2 separate regions of the Homo sapiens genome follow, and region 1 is linked to region 2. A link is a loop called in an ENCODE intact Hi-C map of the cell type or tissue named here. Cell type or tissue: Calu3. All regions are shown on one strand. Links, peaks and the distances in the headings refer to the core of each region. The heading gives the core; the rest is flanking DNA.

Evidence for each region. A loop is a pair of places that touch in the nucleus more often than their neighbours do. Peaks named below come from ENCODE experiments on the same cell type or tissue, not always from the same donor. Only the 100,000 strongest peaks of a DNase experiment are listed, where the experiment ranks them.
Region 1: it touches region 2 in a loop (11-fold over the local background); 72 of 110 quality-filtered maps call a loop at or near these places.

What each region holds. Positions count from the first base shown.
Region 1 is chr15:42,132,645-42,140,971 of GRCh38, forward strand. It overlaps PLA2G4F (phospholipase A2 group IVF), which reads right to left. Exons shown (of 20, transcript NM_213600.4): 20 at 6,390-8,327. Among named protein-coding and RNA genes, the nearest start is that of PLA2G4F, 20 kb to the right of the region's middle. In Calu3, for the core only: no CTCF peak of the experiment used is centred there; a DNase peak (open chromatin) is centred at 1,447.
Region 2 is chr15:42,063,126-42,071,401 of GRCh38, forward strand. PLA2G4D (phospholipase A2 group IVD) reads right to left here. Exons shown (of 20, transcript NM_178034.4): 17 at 7,998-8,192; 18 at 7,592-7,758; 19 at 6,784-6,970; 20 at 3,884-5,816. The coding sequence ends at 5,590. Among named protein-coding and RNA genes, the nearest start is that of PLA2G4D, 27 kb to the right of the region's middle. In Calu3, for the core only: no CTCF peak of the experiment used is centred there; a DNase peak (open chromatin) is centred at 3,566.

The sequences.
Region 1 (8,327 bases), core at 306-8,305, 70 kb after region 2:
GTTCACCTTCACGGCAACCCGTGAGCAGGTCCCTGAGAGACTTAGGGAGCCCTGGCAGCTCTCAGGTTACAAAGCTCCTTATCCTTGCACATGTCAGGTCCAATTAGTCCACCCTCTGATTCAGCTGGTGAAGAGGAAGAGTGGATGTCAGCACAGATTGATGGTGCATTTGGGGATTGAAAAATACCTGAGTAATCGGCTAGGTGCAGTGGCTCACGCCTGTAATCCCAGCACTTTGGGGGGCCAAGGTGGCCGGATCACCTGAGGTCAGGAGTTCAAGACCAGCCTGGCCAACATGGTGAAACCCCGTCTCTACTAAAAATACAAAAATTAGCAGGGTGTGGTGGCATGTGCGTGTAATCCTGGCTACTTGGGAGACTGAGGCAGGAGAAATCACTTGAACCCAGGGGGGCAGAGCTTGCAGTGAGCGGAGATCGCACCACTGCACTCCAGCCTGGGTAACAGAGTGAGACTCCGTCTCAAAAAAAGAAAAAAAATACATGAGTAATCAAAAAACTCAAATATTAATAGAATAAAATGTATAAAACAATTCATGCCTAAAATTTCTTCATTGTTTCAGATGTAGAATAGTTAATTTAACTTAAATCATTTCTTAAAAAGACAAATTCAGAAAATTTACTGTGTAATTGAAAATAATTTTTTTAAAATGTTGAGGGTGATCTTAGCCTGTTCTCTGTCTTTCATCTTGAAACACAACTTTTCCTTTGTAACATTTTACTCATCCCCATCTTAGTTAGTTTGTGTTGCTATGAAAGGATACCTGAAGTTGGGTAATTTATAAAGAAAACAGGTTCATTTGGCTCATGGCTCTTCAAGGCAGGCTGTTCAAAGAGCATGGTGCCAGCATCTGCGTCTGCTTCTGGTGAGGGCCTCAGACGGCTTCCACTCGTGGCAGAGGGCAAGGGGAGCCTTTGTGTGCAGAGATCACAGAGTGAGAGAGAAAGCAAGAGATGGGGGAGGTGCCAGGCTCTTTTTAACAACCAGCTCTTGGAGGAACTAATAGAGTGGGAACTCACCCAGCCCCCAAGAAAGAGGGCAATAACCTATTCTTGAGGGATCTGGTCCCATAACCGAACACTTCCCATTAGGACCCATCTTCAACACTGGGGATTAAATTTCAATATGAGGTTTGGAGGACCCCCTATACCAAGCCCGTCATATTAATAATAGAAAAGATAAAAACATAGGTTAATAAATTAATAACCCATGATTCAAAGCAAGAAAGAGAACTCTTCATGAGTCAGAAACGCAGAGGCAGCCCTGAATGAAGGAGGTAAACGGGCAGCCCAATGGAACACACTGGCACGCTACCCGGCCCTCCATGCCAAGGCTGCTACTGTTACCCAGGGGCTGCAGCATCCCTTCAAGGCTGTGTGAGTCCCCCAGCAGCATAGCTTCAGCCTCCCCAGCCCCAAGTCCCACACTGCCACCTGCAGGCCAGCCATCATTACCACGGCATGGCCAAGGACACGCAGCCAGGAGCCATCACAGCCCAGGGCATGCAAGGAACTCTCTCAGAGATGAGGTTACAACCAACAGTCACCAAATACATAAAGAAGGCAGCATCCATGAAAGAGAGGCAACAAAGAACCTACCCCCAAGGAATCCAGTCACAGAACAATCAGAAAAACGTGTTAAAATACATACGCTAACATCATCACAGTGAAAGGAGTGAAGCCTATTCAGGAAATGAAAACACGTAGTTTTGGAAAAGATCCGCTTAGAGAACTTAAAATGAAAAATGTGATAGTCAAGTTAAACAGAAACCCCAAAAGATGAATCCAGGAGCGGACTGGACACAGAAGATTGTGTTCATGATCTGGAAAATCATGCTAAGAAAATCCCCCGGAATACAGCACAATGAAAAGATAGAATGCATAAGAGGAAAGTTTAGGGATACACAGCGTTGATTCAGATATTCCTACATCCAGTTAATATGAATTCCAGAAAGGGAGGATGAACAGCAGTTGTGATAAAATTGACAGGTAATTTCTTAGAGCTTCAAAAAGACATACATCCAGAAGTTGAAAGAGCTCACTGATAATTTTTTACCTTTACACTTTAGAAAAATCAAAATTAAACTTTTTGATTTTATTATTTTTTTTTGAGACAGAGTTTTGCTCTGTCACCCAGGCTGGAGTGCAGTGATGCAATCGTGGCTCACTGCAGCCTCGAACTCCTTCTGGGCTCAAGCAGTTCTCTTGCCTCAGCCTCCCAAATAGCTGGAACTAAGGTGTGCACCATCATGCTTAGCTAATTTTTTATAGAGATGAAGTCTTGCTTTGTTGACCAGGTTTGTCTTTAACTCCTGGCTTCAAGTGATCCTCCTGCCTGGCTTCCCAAAGTGTTGGGATTACAGATGCGAGCCATAGAGCCTGGCCAAAGTTAAACTTTAAAAATCAAAGACAGGCCGGGTATGGTGACTCACACCTGTAATCCTATCACTTTGTAAGGCCGAGGTCAGAGGATTGTTTGAGCCCAGGAGTTGGACACCAGCCTGAGCAACATAGGGAGACCCCGTCTCTACAAAATTAAAAATAAAAATAAAAATAGCCAGGAATGGTGGCACATGCCTGTGGGCCCAGCTTCTTGGGAGGCTGAGGTGGGAGGATCGCTTGAGCTTAGGAGGTTGAGGCTGCAGTGAGCCATCATCTGCCACTGTACTCCAGCCTGGGTGACAGAGTGAGACCTCATTTCAGAAAACAATAAATAAATAAAATAAAAGACAAAGTCCTAAAAGTTACAGACAAATGACCTGCAATGGGGACTCCAGCTGCCATCAGATTGCATATCAGCAATATCAAATGCAAGAAGGCATTAACATCTGAGCATATGCAAGCATGAACCAAGAATTCTATACTCTTCCAGGCTATTACTCATAAGTCAGGGCAAGAAAAGAGAATTCTAGACATATAAGCAGTCAGAATATTTACCATCCACACACCCTTCATTAAATATTCAATTTTGCACTCCACTAAAAAGAAAAGCAAACGCAAAAGAAAGAAAGGAGTTACAAGAAGCAATGACAAGCAACTAAATCAAGAAACTATATTGTAAAGTGGAAATAAAAATTTCTATTTTGCAGTTTTTAATACACTGGAAATAAGATTCCAGGTGATTAGTAGAATGTTTGGGTGGTTGGGGAGCGGCACATAGGGCAGGAAACAGGAAGCTACAAGCATGCCAGGATGCTTGTCTTGTTTGGGGAGAGACAATAGAGACTGGTGGACTTTTTAATGGGACTTTAAAAAAATAAAAGTTTAGGCTGGGTGTGGTGGCTCATGCCTGTAATCCCAGCACTTTGGGAGGCAGAGGTGGGTGCATCACTTGAGGTCAGGAGTTCAAGACCAGCCTGGCCAACATGGTGAAACCTGTCTCTATTAAAAATACGAAAATTAGCCAGGCATGGTGGTACACACCTGTAGTCCCAGCTACTCGGGAGGCTGAGGCAGAAGAATCGCTTGAATGCGGGAGGCAGAGGTTGCAGTGAGGAAAGATCATGCCACTGCATTCCAGCCTGGGCGACAGAGTGAGACTGTCTCTGAATGAATGCATGAATGAATGAATGTTTAAGTAAGAAGACTTTTTTTTTTTCGGAGACAGAGTCTCGCTCTGTCACCCAGGCTGGAGTGCAGTGGCGCGATCTCAGCTCACCGCAAGATCTGTCTCCATGGTTCACGCCATTCTCCTGGCTCAGCCTCCTGAGTAGCTGGGACTACAGGCGCCCACGACCACGCCTGGCTAATTTTTTGTATTTTTAGTAGAGACGGGGTTTCAGTGTGTTAGCCAGGGTGGTCTCGATCTCCTGACCTCGTGATCCACCCGCCTCGGCCTCCCAAAGTGCTGGGATTACAGGCGTGAGCCACCGCACCTGGCCGTAAGAAGACTTTTAATGAAGCTAAATTTGGAAATAAACCAAATTTCCATCAGCAGGGGAATGGATAAACATTGTGGGATATCTACATACATCCTAGTGAGTTATACTAAGGAAAGAACTACAGACACAGCAACAGGGATGACTCGCAAACGCAAAACGTGTTGAGTGAGAGAAGCTGGACACAATGAGTCAAAAAGTCAACGAATTGTAAGTCAAAAAAATTTTAAGTGGTTCAAGGTAATAATTTTTCGACTATACCATTCCATTTGTATGAAACTCTGGAAAAGACAAATCCATTGTGGGAGAAAGCCGATCAGTAGTCACCTGGGGCCAGGAGTGGGGAAACTGACTGGGACGGAACGCAAGATAACATTTTGGGTGATGGAAATGTTCCATATCGTGACTGTGGTGGTAGTTACACATGTATATAAATCAGAATTCATTGAACTGTGCACTTACTCTCTTGTACACTTACTGTACACTTAGAATGTGTGCTATTGCATATAAATGATACGTCAATGAAATTGACAAGAGGAACCACCAGAATGGTGGAAATAGGATGCATAACATTCAAACCAGCAGAGGGGAAAAGAAAAAAATCAAACCAGAAAGCAGGAAGGCGGGGGAGAAAGACGAAGCATGGCAAACAGAAAACAAGTGTGTCTCAAGCCCCAGGACTTGCTTTGAAACCCAGCGATGGTAAAATAAATGGAGAGGTTGGGGTGGGGAGTGAAAGGAGACCTGGGGCATGGCACAGTGTTTCCTGGTACCCAAGATGGAACTGAAAATCTATAGGCCCTTAGAGGACTTAAGGTGCCTCCAGGAAATTCTGGCAGTGTTCAGGGACCCGAAGAGAGGACAGGAGGACAAGGACAGCAGAAGCGCTGAGGCCAGAGGGAGGAAGGAAAAGCAAGAAGGGGCTTCAACGGTACCAACCCGAACTAGACGATGCACAAGCAAGGGCCACCTGGACCCTCCTGTGGAAGCCTCAGCCACCATGGTCCAGAGGAGCCCAGTGGGGGTGGTGGGATGACAAAGATGCCCCGCAGTAGACCAAGCAGAGCCAGGGCAGGCATCAGGCATTTAAAGCTCCCCAGGTGAATTCAAGGTGCAACCCAGGTGAGATCCATCACTCTGGGGTCAAAGGATAAAGAGCCACGAGGACTTGTGAATGCCAGCAAATCAGCCAGAGCCTCTCTCAAGAGCACCTGCCTGCCTCTCCCCACCCGGGTGGCCCCCCTTCTGGGTAGCTCCCCATCCCTTCTCTTCCTTACTCATATTTTCCTCCCCTTTGTCTTTTCCTCTTTCTCCAACTTCGCCTCCTTTTACCACTTACTTTGCCAAAGCTCGCCACCTAGTGTTGGTAGACTTTTAAAACAGTGGCCTTTATTACATATTTATCCAGATGGTCCCCAACTGAATGGTTTGACTTACAGTTTTTTGACTTTCCAATGGGTTGAGATGTAACCTCATTGTAAGTCGAAAAGCAACTGTACATCTTTTTCAAAACCAAGACCTAAATCTTACTAAAGTAACTGGCTTTTTAACATAGTGAGTCATTCACCGCTTAATATTTCCTGTGCCTCAGCTTTCCTAATAGGAAAAAAAAATCAGTCCCCAGCCCTGACCTCTAGTGGTTAACAGCCTCCCTGACTCCCAGGACAGCCCCCTACAGACCCCTGTCCTTCATGGAGAAAATTCCAGGACTCCTTGCCCCGTTTGTTGGGTGTCCCTGTGGAGTTTTACAGGACAGAGGTGCTAGGGAAAGATAGATTCCTGCAGGGTATGCAGTGTGCCCTGCTTTTCTCCTCTGCAAGAATGGTTTCATCTGAAATGAAGGAAATTTCATTTAAAGCCTCAGCTGATTACCACCACCAACTGAGCAATGTTAGCTGCATGGCCTGGGCTCAGAGAAGGCGGGGGTTACCCATGCCCACCAGCCACCTGCCAGTACCTGAGGCCCTTCTCCCAGTGCTGCACCATCCAAGGAATGGAAAGGATACTTGCTCTTCGATTTTCTGCAGGAGATTCTTGTGAATGCCGAGCTGCATCGAAGGAACCAGGGGGCCTGATATTTGAACCAGCCTCTGTCCTCATACTCAGTTGAGGCTGTGCTCCCAGGGCTGCTAGGTCACACAACTCCAAGAGACAAATTCACACCATCAGTTCATGTGAACAGGATCCCCTGAAGTTGTGCAGTGCACAACCTGTGCAGCCCTATGTGACAGGCTTGTGGCCCCCTTTTTCTCTCATGAGGGGCTCTGACAAGCTGATGAATGATGCCCCTGCTCCTGTGTTTCTACCCAGCTTCAAGGGAAACCATGCTTGTTCTTCTGGACAAATCCCTCCAACTCTGTCACCTTCAGGACCTTGAAGCTTATTTCCAGCCATCTCAGACAAGAGTTGGAAATGAGGTAAGGACTCAGATACCTCCTCACTGAGGAGCGACCCTGGCTGAGCAGTGGATGAAATGTGTACTCAGACACAGGTATGCAGTGTAAGAGCAGCTAGGGGACTGCCCAGCTCAAGTGGCCAAAGTGCAGCCCTGAGAAGCTGGAGCTGCTTGCTTTTATTCAGTGCAGGCACAATGCCAAAAGCCTGGAGCAAACACTGGAGGTAATTAACATTTATTGTTCCCCTTTCAGGGAAGGTCATGGGCGTAGATGATCAAAGGTCAGTTCCTGGTCAACAGAAGTAAACAAGCCTGTTTAAGATAAATTCCCCCACACTCCCTCGTACCTACTCCTTGCCCTCTGCCTCAGGGTTATAGAACAGCTGTCTTTAGCTATTCTCCTCCAAAGCTATGCAGAGCCTTCCAACCTTTCAGAAGGCCTGCTCCTTTCCCTATAGCTTCTCCCACCACTCTGACCAATCTCCTACACTTGTGGCCCCCTTTTTCTTCCCTTGCCTCATGAGGAGCTCTGACAAGTTGATGAATGATGTCCCTGCTCCTGTGTTTCTACCCAGCTTCAAGGGAAACCATGCTTGCTCTTCTAGACAAATCCCTCCAACTCTGTCACCTTCAGGACCCTGAAGCTTATTTCCAGCCATCTCAGATAAGGGTTGGGAATGAGGTAAAGACTCAGATCTCTCCTGAGGAGCAGACATTAAACTGGCTGGGTTACCTTCGGCCCCTCCCCTGGCTTCTTGCTCTGCGTGGCTCCCAGATTCAGTCTTGTTGGAGCCTCCCCATCCCTGGCTGAGATCCTCCCTGTACTTCTGGCCAATATCTGGGCCACAGCACTAGCCCAGCCTCCTGCCCCCTGCCCCCTGCCCTTGATCTTGTCCCAGTCTCCTCCCAAACCTTATCTGAGCACAAGTGGCATTGCCTACACTTCTGTGTGAGAAGGTCCCCGCCCACTCTGCACAAGCCCACGTTTGCCTCCTTCACAAGCCTTGCTGGCCTGCGGGGACAGACGCTGGCCTCTGCAACCCTGGGGCTGCTGATCACATAGCTGAAGCAGAGACCTTATTGTAAGCAACTTTTCATGTGTGTGTGTATGCCTTTTTCTTGGGAGAGGGTCTGTGGTTTATATCAGCTCTTCAAAAAGTCCACATGGGTTAGGAATCATGAAAGCATTGCATGCTTTTTTGTGGTTGGTGGGTGACGATCCATTTCTTAGAATGTAGGTTCCCATTCATTTATCAAATATTTACTGAGCACCTACCATGTATCAACTGCTGCTCTAGGCACTGAGGATACAGCAGTGAACAAAACAGATGGTAGAATGACTTTCTAGGAGCCAGAGACAGCCTGAGGCTCTAATGGGCACTGAAGAAACACCACAGATTCTAAGTTGTGAACGCTGTGCAGTTCTGAGCTGTGAACCCTATGAAGGTTTTACTAACAAGTTATTGATGACGGCAGGCACAGCAGTGTTGATGACAATGGCCACAGCAGGAGCCAGATAAACTCCCAGATAAACCTCTCACTGCTGAACCAAGGGGAGGGGCCGTGGCCTGTGACAGGCAGCCATGGTGAGGAGGCAGAGGAGAACTGAGGTGTCCCCACCCCATGCCAGCCCAAATAACTGGCTCCCCCAGCCCTCGCAACTCATGCCAGCTGGAGGGCTGCAGATCCCAGGCCAGGCCAAGACACAGGCTGGGCTCCAGTCACCCTTCCCCAACCTGGAAACCAGAACTAGTCTTCTTTCCAGACTCAGGACAGGTAAGGCTTCCCAGCACAGGTGTTCCTGACAGCGTGTCTGTGTGAGAGAGCATGGAGCAGGGGGTGCAGCCAAGAGGGAGCCCCTGGGACAGGGGGCAGAAGGAACAAGGTCTCAAGTGCTGCTGCAGGCTCCTAGGCAGCTCAGCACTGGAGGCATATGCTGCAGAGGCCGTGGCCAGATGGAGAGGGCCTGGCCAGAACGGGATCTCCTCTTCACGAATCTGAGGGCTGCCCACACTAGAGAGGTTCTAGGTATTTGGA
Region 2 (8,276 bases), core at 277-8,276:
TGAGTATGGCAGAGCTAAAGGTCCCTGAGATTCCATCTGACCTTGACCTCTGATTGTGTGGGCTCTGGCTGCCCTGTCACCCTCTTCCTTGCCACTCCTGTGCCCTTTAACATCATAGCTTGTCCAGTCCTCCAGATCTTTCCACTATAATGTCGAGTGCATACTTCTGGGATCACCTCTGTGAGCTCATTCCTCTTGCTGACAACATGGCTTCTCAGAGGTAGCACACAGGACAACAGCTCCTCAAACCGCACCCTCTGCCAATACTGGGAGCCTCTCCAGAGCGCCTCATCATGCTCGCCACCACCGGCCTTTCAGGCCACAGCCTTCAGAGTCTTCTGTGGATCTCCATCTTCCTTAAGCCCCTGAACCTGCTCTCTTACGGAATTTTGGCCTTTGTTTCCTCCTCTCAGAGTTCTTCTTGCTTGCTCACATCAATGAAGCCAGCTGCCATATTGTGACCACCCCGTGGATAGGCCCATGTGGCAAGGAACGGAGGGTGGCCTAGGGACACATGGCCCACGAGGAGCTGACCCCTGCCAGCAGCCACATGCATGAGCCTGGAGACAGATGCCTCCGCAGCTGAGCCTCGGGGCGAGGTCAGTCCTGGCCAACACCTTGATTGCAGATGGCCAGTTAAGTCATGCCTCAATTCCTGACTCACAGAAACTGATTGAGCTCCAGAAAACCATTGTCAAGAAACAGAGATAGTGGGCATCCTGATCTTGTTCCTTAGCTGTAAGGAAATGAATCTAGGATTTCACTTCACTATTCAGGATGACAGGTTTTGTTTTTTCATCAAATATATACTGTATTTGTCAATGCTCTGCAGAGAAACAGAACCGAGAAAGAGAGAGAGAGAGAGAGAGAGAGTGTGTGTGTGTGTGTGTGTGTGTGTGTGTGTGTGTGAGTGAAGCGAGAGAGAGACATTTTGTTTTTGTTTTTGTTTTTTGAAATGGAGTTTTGCTGTTGTCACCCAGGCTAGAGTGCAATGGCGCAATCTCGGCTCACTGCAACCTCCACCTCCCGGGTTCAAGCAATTCTTCTGCCTCAGCCTCCCAAGCTGGGATTACAGGCACACACCACCATGCCCGGCTAATTTTTGTATTTTTAGTAAAGACAGGGTTTCACCATGTTGGCCAGGCTGGTCTTGTACTCCTGACCTCAGGTGACCCACCCACCTTGGCCTCTCAAAGCACTGGGATTATAGGCGTGAGCCACTGCACCCAGCCAAGACATGTATTGTAAGGAATTAGCTCAACGTGGTGGAGGCTTGGTGAGTCCAGAGTCTGATGGGGCAGGTTGACATGCTGGAGACTGAGGGAGGAGTTGTAGTTGGGGTCCAATGGCACTCTGCCAACAGAATTCCTTCTTGCTGCGGGGAGGTCCGTTTTTGTTCTATTAAGGTCTTCAACTGATTGGTTGAGGCCAACCCACATGGTGGAAGATAATCTACTTTACTCAAAATCCACTAATTTATTTATAATTATTATTATTGTTATAGAGACAGGGTCTCACTTTATTGCCTACTCTGGTCTTGAACTCCTGGCTTCACGCGATCCTCTCCCCTCAGCCTCCCAAAGTGCCGAGATTACTGGTTTGAGCCACTGCATTCAGCCCCAAATCCAGCAATTTAAACGCTCACCTCCCTTCACAGAAACACCTAGAATACTTTTAAACCAAATCTCTGGGCACTGTAGCGCAGCCAATTTGACACATAAAATGAACCAGTACAGTTACCCTACATCAGGTTATGCAGATGCCCTAATTTATTAAGAGCTGTTCATAACTTCCGAGTTTGTGTTGAATTTTATCAAGCAATTACTTTTATATTGTTGTTCTCATTTGTTTATACATTGTTTTTAAAAATTGTAAATTTTCTAATATAAAAGCATTCTTGCATAGTGGAGATAAATCCAACTTGATGAGGAAAAGGGAGCATCTCTCAGTTCATCTTGCTCGCCTTTCCCCCGGCCACAGCCTGTGGTGAGCAGAGGGCAGAGCGCCAGCCTTGTCCTGGGACTGGTGACAGACAGCCTGCTGTCTTCCTGTCTCTGAGCTGGCCCCAGGAAGGGCCCACAGGCTGCAGGAAGAGCACTGTGTGATTTACATAGATGCCTTTGTGTGGGGGCCTGACAGCTGCTGGAGTCACGGTCCTCACCCGGGTCAGGGTGGGGCTGAGAGGGCCTCCGGGTGTTTGGGTAGTCAGGGGCTGGGGTGACAGCAGCTAGTGGGGGGCGGGTATATGAGACAGATAAACATCCACACTCACATGCCAGGTGTGGCTTTGAGCCTCAGCCCAGCCCACTCTCCTTGGCTGTCTGGCTGGCTTTATTGAAAGTTCGCCAAATGGAAAGGGTCTTTTTTTTTTTCTACCATGCCGGCTCACTCTCCAGAGCATCCGTGCCGGCAGTTGGCCAAACCCTGAGGTTGGGAGCACAGTCCTCCAGACCACCACATCTTCTGGGACGCCTGACCTCTGCAGCAGAGGTCACCAAACTGTCCAGTCCGAGGGAACAGTCCCCACAAGACTGCCCCAACTTCAGCCACCAGCCGCAAGTTCAGAGTCCCCAGGGCCACCTTCACTTCAGACCAGCTGGCTGCAAATTTGGGGGTGCTTACAACCACCCTCAGCTTCAGTAATTTTCTAGGGTGACTCACAGAACTCAGGAAAGCACTAACCTTATGATTACAGTTTTATGATCATGAAAAGATACAAATTAAAACCAGCCAAAGGAAGAGAGGCTTAGGGCAGAATCTGGGAGGGGTCCAGTTGCAAGCTTCCAGGGAGGTGTCCTCTCTCTTTGGGGTTCTGGACAGCATTGCCTCCTCTGGGCCGCAATGTGTGAGGATACGCACAGGGTGTTGTCCACCAGGAAAGTCTACCTGAGACTTTGGTGCCCAGAGACTTTACTGAGGCTTGATCAGATGCTGCCTGTGTGACCGACCTTTAGTCTCCAAAGCCCCCCAGCAAACAAAGACACTCCTGTCAGACAGGACATTCCAGGACCCAGAGGTCACCTCCCACTAGCCACGGGCAGAGACTGGACCTCTCTTTGGTGAGGTTAATTCTAAACTACGAATAGGGCACGTTACAAAGTCAGTGCCCAAAGACACAGAGAGGTGTGGCTGTCAGAAGCTCCAGTCCTGGATTTGCCACCTTTGAGGTTAGCAAGTTACTTAATCCCTGTGGACGCCTACCAGCCAGAGGCCAGCAGGAACAGCCCAGTAGCCAAACAAATTTGAGTTAACTGGTACCCATTGCACTAAGAAGACTGTATACTAGGAGGCAGTGCAGTCTCAGTAAGTGTGTGTGTGTGTGTGTGTGTGTGTGTGTGTGGTGGGGGGGTGCTTATTGAAGGATTTGGGCGTTTGTAGGGTGACATTACGAAATGTTCAAGGAAGCAAAGTGTTGCTGTGGATTGGGTGCTGTCAGGGAGTGGGGCGAGTCTATAATTGAGGATCTTCACAATTTTTATCCAGGAGGTGGAAGAACGGGAGGGACGAAAAGCCTGGTAGAGAAACCGCAGTCTCTCACGTGAAACAGGAGAGGGCACTGTTTGGCCATTTTTATGGTTTCACAGTGCCCTCATTTTTTGTCCATGCTCAGGCATATTTATGGAGTGGCCTTGATTCTGTCCTGCTGCGTCACGGGGGCGCGGTGACCCTGCCTGACACAGGTGCTCTGTGAAGTTTGTGTGCATCAGGCGGACACCAGGGACCTGCAGACGAGTCACAGGATGCTTTGTTCTGTTCCTTTCCCAACCCTGAGTTTCATCACTGATAACAAGGAGACGGTAATTCTACCTAACACATTAGGCAAATGTGAGAATTAAGGGGAATAATGTAAAATGCCCAGCATAAAATAAAACACAACAGCTAGTCAATTCCCATATCACTGTTAAAAAAATAAGAGTCCATGATAAAGGGAAAAAGTGAAGAATCAAAATAAAGCCAAATGCAGAAGAGGCACAGGGAAGGAAGCTGAGAGAGGACATCAGATGAGGGCAGTCCCTGAGCCAAGGTCTGTCCCGAAGCTCTCACTACAACCCCCACCTGGGGCCAGGTGTGTGTGTGTGTGTATGTGTACACGCACCCTTGCATGAGGGAGGTAAGAAATGTGCTAGCAGCTGGCCGTGGTGGCTCACACCAGTAATCCCAGCACTTTGGGAGGCTGAGGCAGGAGGATTGCTTGAGTTCAGGAGTTCAAGACCAGCCTGGGCAACATGGTGAGACCTCATCTCTACAAAAAACCATTTTTTTAATTTAGCCAAGTATGGTGTTACATGCCTGTAGTCCCAGCTACTTGGGAGGCTGAAGTGGAAGGATCACTTGAGCCCAGGAAGTTGAGGATGCAGTGAGCCAGATTGCACCATTGAACTTGGCCTGGGTGACAGAGTGTGATGAGATTCTGTCTCAAAAAAAAAAAAAAAGAAAGAAAAAGAAAAAGAAATGTGCCAGCAATAAACAAAAAGGTTTATATACCATAATCAAATGGAAACTGCCCCAGGAATGCAAAGTTGGTTTAATATCCAAAAACCAATTAATGCAATAGAGTACATTAATAAAATACACGACAAAACCACATGATCATGCCCATAGACACAGAAAAATCACTTGACAAAACCTAACACCGTTTCATCATAAAACACTCAATAAACTAGAAATAAAAGAGAACTTTCTCAACCTGATAAGGATGTCCAAGAAAAACCCACAGCTAAAATCACACTAAATGGTGAGAGACTTATGCTTTCTTGTCAGAGTCAGGAACAAGACAAGATGTCTGCTCTTGAAACGTGTGTTCATCATTGTACTGCTCAGGGCAATTGGGAAAAATAAATAAAAGGCATTCAGATCAGACAGGAAGAAGTAAAACCATCTCTATTTGGAGATGGCATGATCTGTCTACAGAAAATTCTAAGAAATCCGCAAAAGTATTAGAGCCGGTAAACAACTTCAGCAAGATTGCGGAATACAAGATCAACATTTAAAAATCCATTGTATTTCTATAAAATAGCAATGAATAATCTAAATGAAATTAAGAAAGTAACTCCACTTATCAAAAAGAATAAAATATTTAGGAATAAATTTAAACAAGTACAAGACTTGGATACGGAAAGCAGGAGGACAAAGAGGAGAAGGACAAGGAGAGGAGGAGGTGGAGGAGCAGGAAGAAGATGAGGAGGCAATGTGTTCAGGATGTCTTGTGATTCCCGAGGCCTGAAGCCACCTGTCAGGTCAGGCATCCCCTGTCCTTCCTGTCCCTACTCCTGATCTGCTGCCTCCGGCTTGCACTTCAAATCTATCCTGCTCAGGCATGGAAGTAATTGTGGTGTGAAAGTCTGTCTGGTTGGACCAGCTGTTCTACACACTGGCCTGGCGAAGTTATTTTCAACTCATCTCAAGCCAGCCATGAACGTAAGAGAGAAGTCTGTGTGTGCAGTTCCCTCTGGGCAGTGAGACCAGCTACAGAGGCCACCCAGGCCTGGGAGAGCCCAGAACTCCAACCAGGAAGGCCTGTGGCTGAGCCCAGCTACAGATCAGGTTATGCCCGCAGGCCCTGGAGGGTCCTGCAGCCTCTGAGCAACCTCAGGTCTGTGCCCTTGGAGGCCTCGCCTCTAGAGTCCGGTGCTTCAGCGCGGTCCTCAGGGCCTGCAGGATGGCACCCTGGCTGGTCTGCACGTTGTAGTCACTGAGCCGCAGCAGGCGCTCGAAGTCTTCCTCCTTGTAGGTCATGTTGGACAGGGTGTAGGGGCAGGTGGCCCCGGTGAGATCCACTTGGCCACCCTGGAGCTCTGCGGGGCTGCGCTGGACACCTGCCCAGGGGTAGGAGGGGTGTCAGGAGCAGGACGCCGGGGCTTCTACAGCCTGGCAGCGGCGCACAGGGAGGGCTGCCCCCGCTGGAGGGGCCCCTGCTTTCCTCCCAGCTCTCTGTGTCCTTTGCCCAGGAATGTAAATGTGGGTGGCAGGGTGCTCTTTGGATGGGTACTATTTGGTGGTAGAAAATACAATTTCATATTTCATTGCCTTGTGGCGTGACACCCCTTAGGCTATTCAGGCAGCCCCACATGTCTCTACATCGCTTCGAGGCAAGGTGGAAACAGCCAGAAGGGGGAAGTCAACTGGGTTTGCGAATGGATTCTTAGAACTCACGGTGGAAGCAAGGGGGCAGCGAGAACTTGCTGAGAGATGAAGGTTCTTTAGAATTCTCAGATGTGGGCTGAGCATGTTCAGAGGAAAGCTGGGAGATCTAGAATGATGGTAGGAACTGGAAAGCTGGGAATATCGCACAAAGGCAGCAATGAGTTTTTCCCACCAGAAGGAAATAAAATTCTGACCAGTTGGTGAGAAGAGAAGATAGGAAGGAATGTGATGGGGGTTTAAATTTCGGGAGCCCCTGAGGAGAGGCCCAGCTCCCTGAGAAGGGGCCCAGCCTGGGCTGGGGAAGGATGGTGGAGAGGCCAAGTGAGTCCCCCACAGAGCAGGAGAGCAGAGGAGCCCTGGGCAGCTGGGGGTACTAGGGCAAGTGGAAGGCTGCAGGAGCCCGGCATCATGACAAAGGGGACCCCTGCATAGCGACCCTGCAAACAGAGGGCCTGCAGGGATGTGGGCATCAGCAAGGAGGCCAGGGTGGGCTCCAAGGCCTGAGTGGGCCTGGATGGGCCTAGCCTGAAGCCTTCTCCTGGCAGACTCATTTCCCTTCCCTCTGCTGGGCAGCCGGGGGGCCCAGGGCAGGCCTCTGAGGGGCCAGGCAGCCTGGGTGCTTGGGAGGGGCTGCCTCACCGGGGGCTGAGTGGTCCTTGAAGGAGGCATTGACCAGCGGGAAGTGCAGCAGGATCGGGGCCTCGGGGCAGGCGGGGTCTGAGAAGAGGTGGCATTCCCTTGGCTGGTGCTGGTCCTGAGGGCTGGGTTCCACCCGGGGGAAGGGCAGCCCCCGGGCCCGGCAGTACAGCTCCGTCTGCTGCAGTGCCTGGTGGGGAGAAGGTGGCCCGGAGAGAACCAGCCCGGCCCAGGTCAATGCTGGGCCAGTTCCAGCCCACACCAGCTGCTTCAGTGTCAAGACAACAGCCTGGCTCTGTCCTGTTTGTGGTCGGGCCAAGCTGCAGAGTGACTCGGAGGGAGACCCAGGGGGAGTCCAAGGACTCTGGTGGTCTGCAATGTTGTTTGGTTAAAAGCTCTAGGTGGGGTCAGACCCATCCCCCAGCCCCCCAAAACCCCAATTCTGGATTGCTATTGCTGGACTGTTCAAATCCCAGAGCCGAGAGGAGACCCACATTGGCACAGCGTCTCAGGGGAGGTCTGGGGGATGGACATGGAGATGCTAGGGTCTCCTCTCAGCTCCGTCCAGCTGTTCTTTGGAGTAGGTGTGGGGAGGTCCCTCCCTGTTCACCTGTCCTGGGAGCCCAAGGCCCCTGCACCACCCCAGCCTTCCCACCTAAGGACCCTGGCAGGAGCCAGCAGATCAAGGCCTGACACCTCTCCTTCCCTTCGGGACCCCGGCGGTGTGGGGCAGGGGCTCAGTGGCCCTGCTGCTCGCCTCTGGAGCTTGGCCTGGCTGGGCAGAGGGGTTCCCCTGGGGTGACCAGGGTACCTCGAAGGGCGCAGATAGGGAGTAGTCGAAGGAGAGGATGAGGTCCAGCCTGCGGCCTGGCCGGAACATGGAGGGAGAGCTGGTGTTGATGAAGTAGGCGGCGTCCACCAGGCAGAGCCGGGGCTCCTTGGGGGTCAGCTGGCTGGGCATGGAGTCAAGCTGGTAGTCTGGTGGGAATCGCAGGATGGTCAGAGGCCACCACCCTGCCACAGGTCATCCATGTCCCCTTCTCTCCTCTGGGTCACTCCTTAAATGCCACCCAGCCCTTCCCCAGGACCTTCCAAGGGGATCGTCTCCAGGCCACACCCCAGAAGTGGATGCTGACCTCCTAGGCCTCAGCCAGTCCCTGCCACACCACCCAGAGGCCCAACCTTGTGACCTAGGGACCCCTGGCCACGGCCCTGACCTGCCCAGGTGGAGAAGTCTTTGTGGCTACAGTAGTCCTGGTGCAGCTGGAGGCCCTGGAGGAAGTTGGGGCTGCGCTGGTGGAGGGGCCTGCCTGTCAGGAAGCCTTTAAATGCCTGGGCCAGCGCCGTGCCTGGCTGCAGCCACGAGGCCTCCAGCCGCGAGGAGGTCCCCGAGGTGGTCAGGGGCTCCTTCTCTGAAGCCAGAGAAACAGAAATTGGTCCCTTCTTCCCCTTACTTCTTCCCCTCAGACACCGCACACCGCAAGCATTCTAAAGGA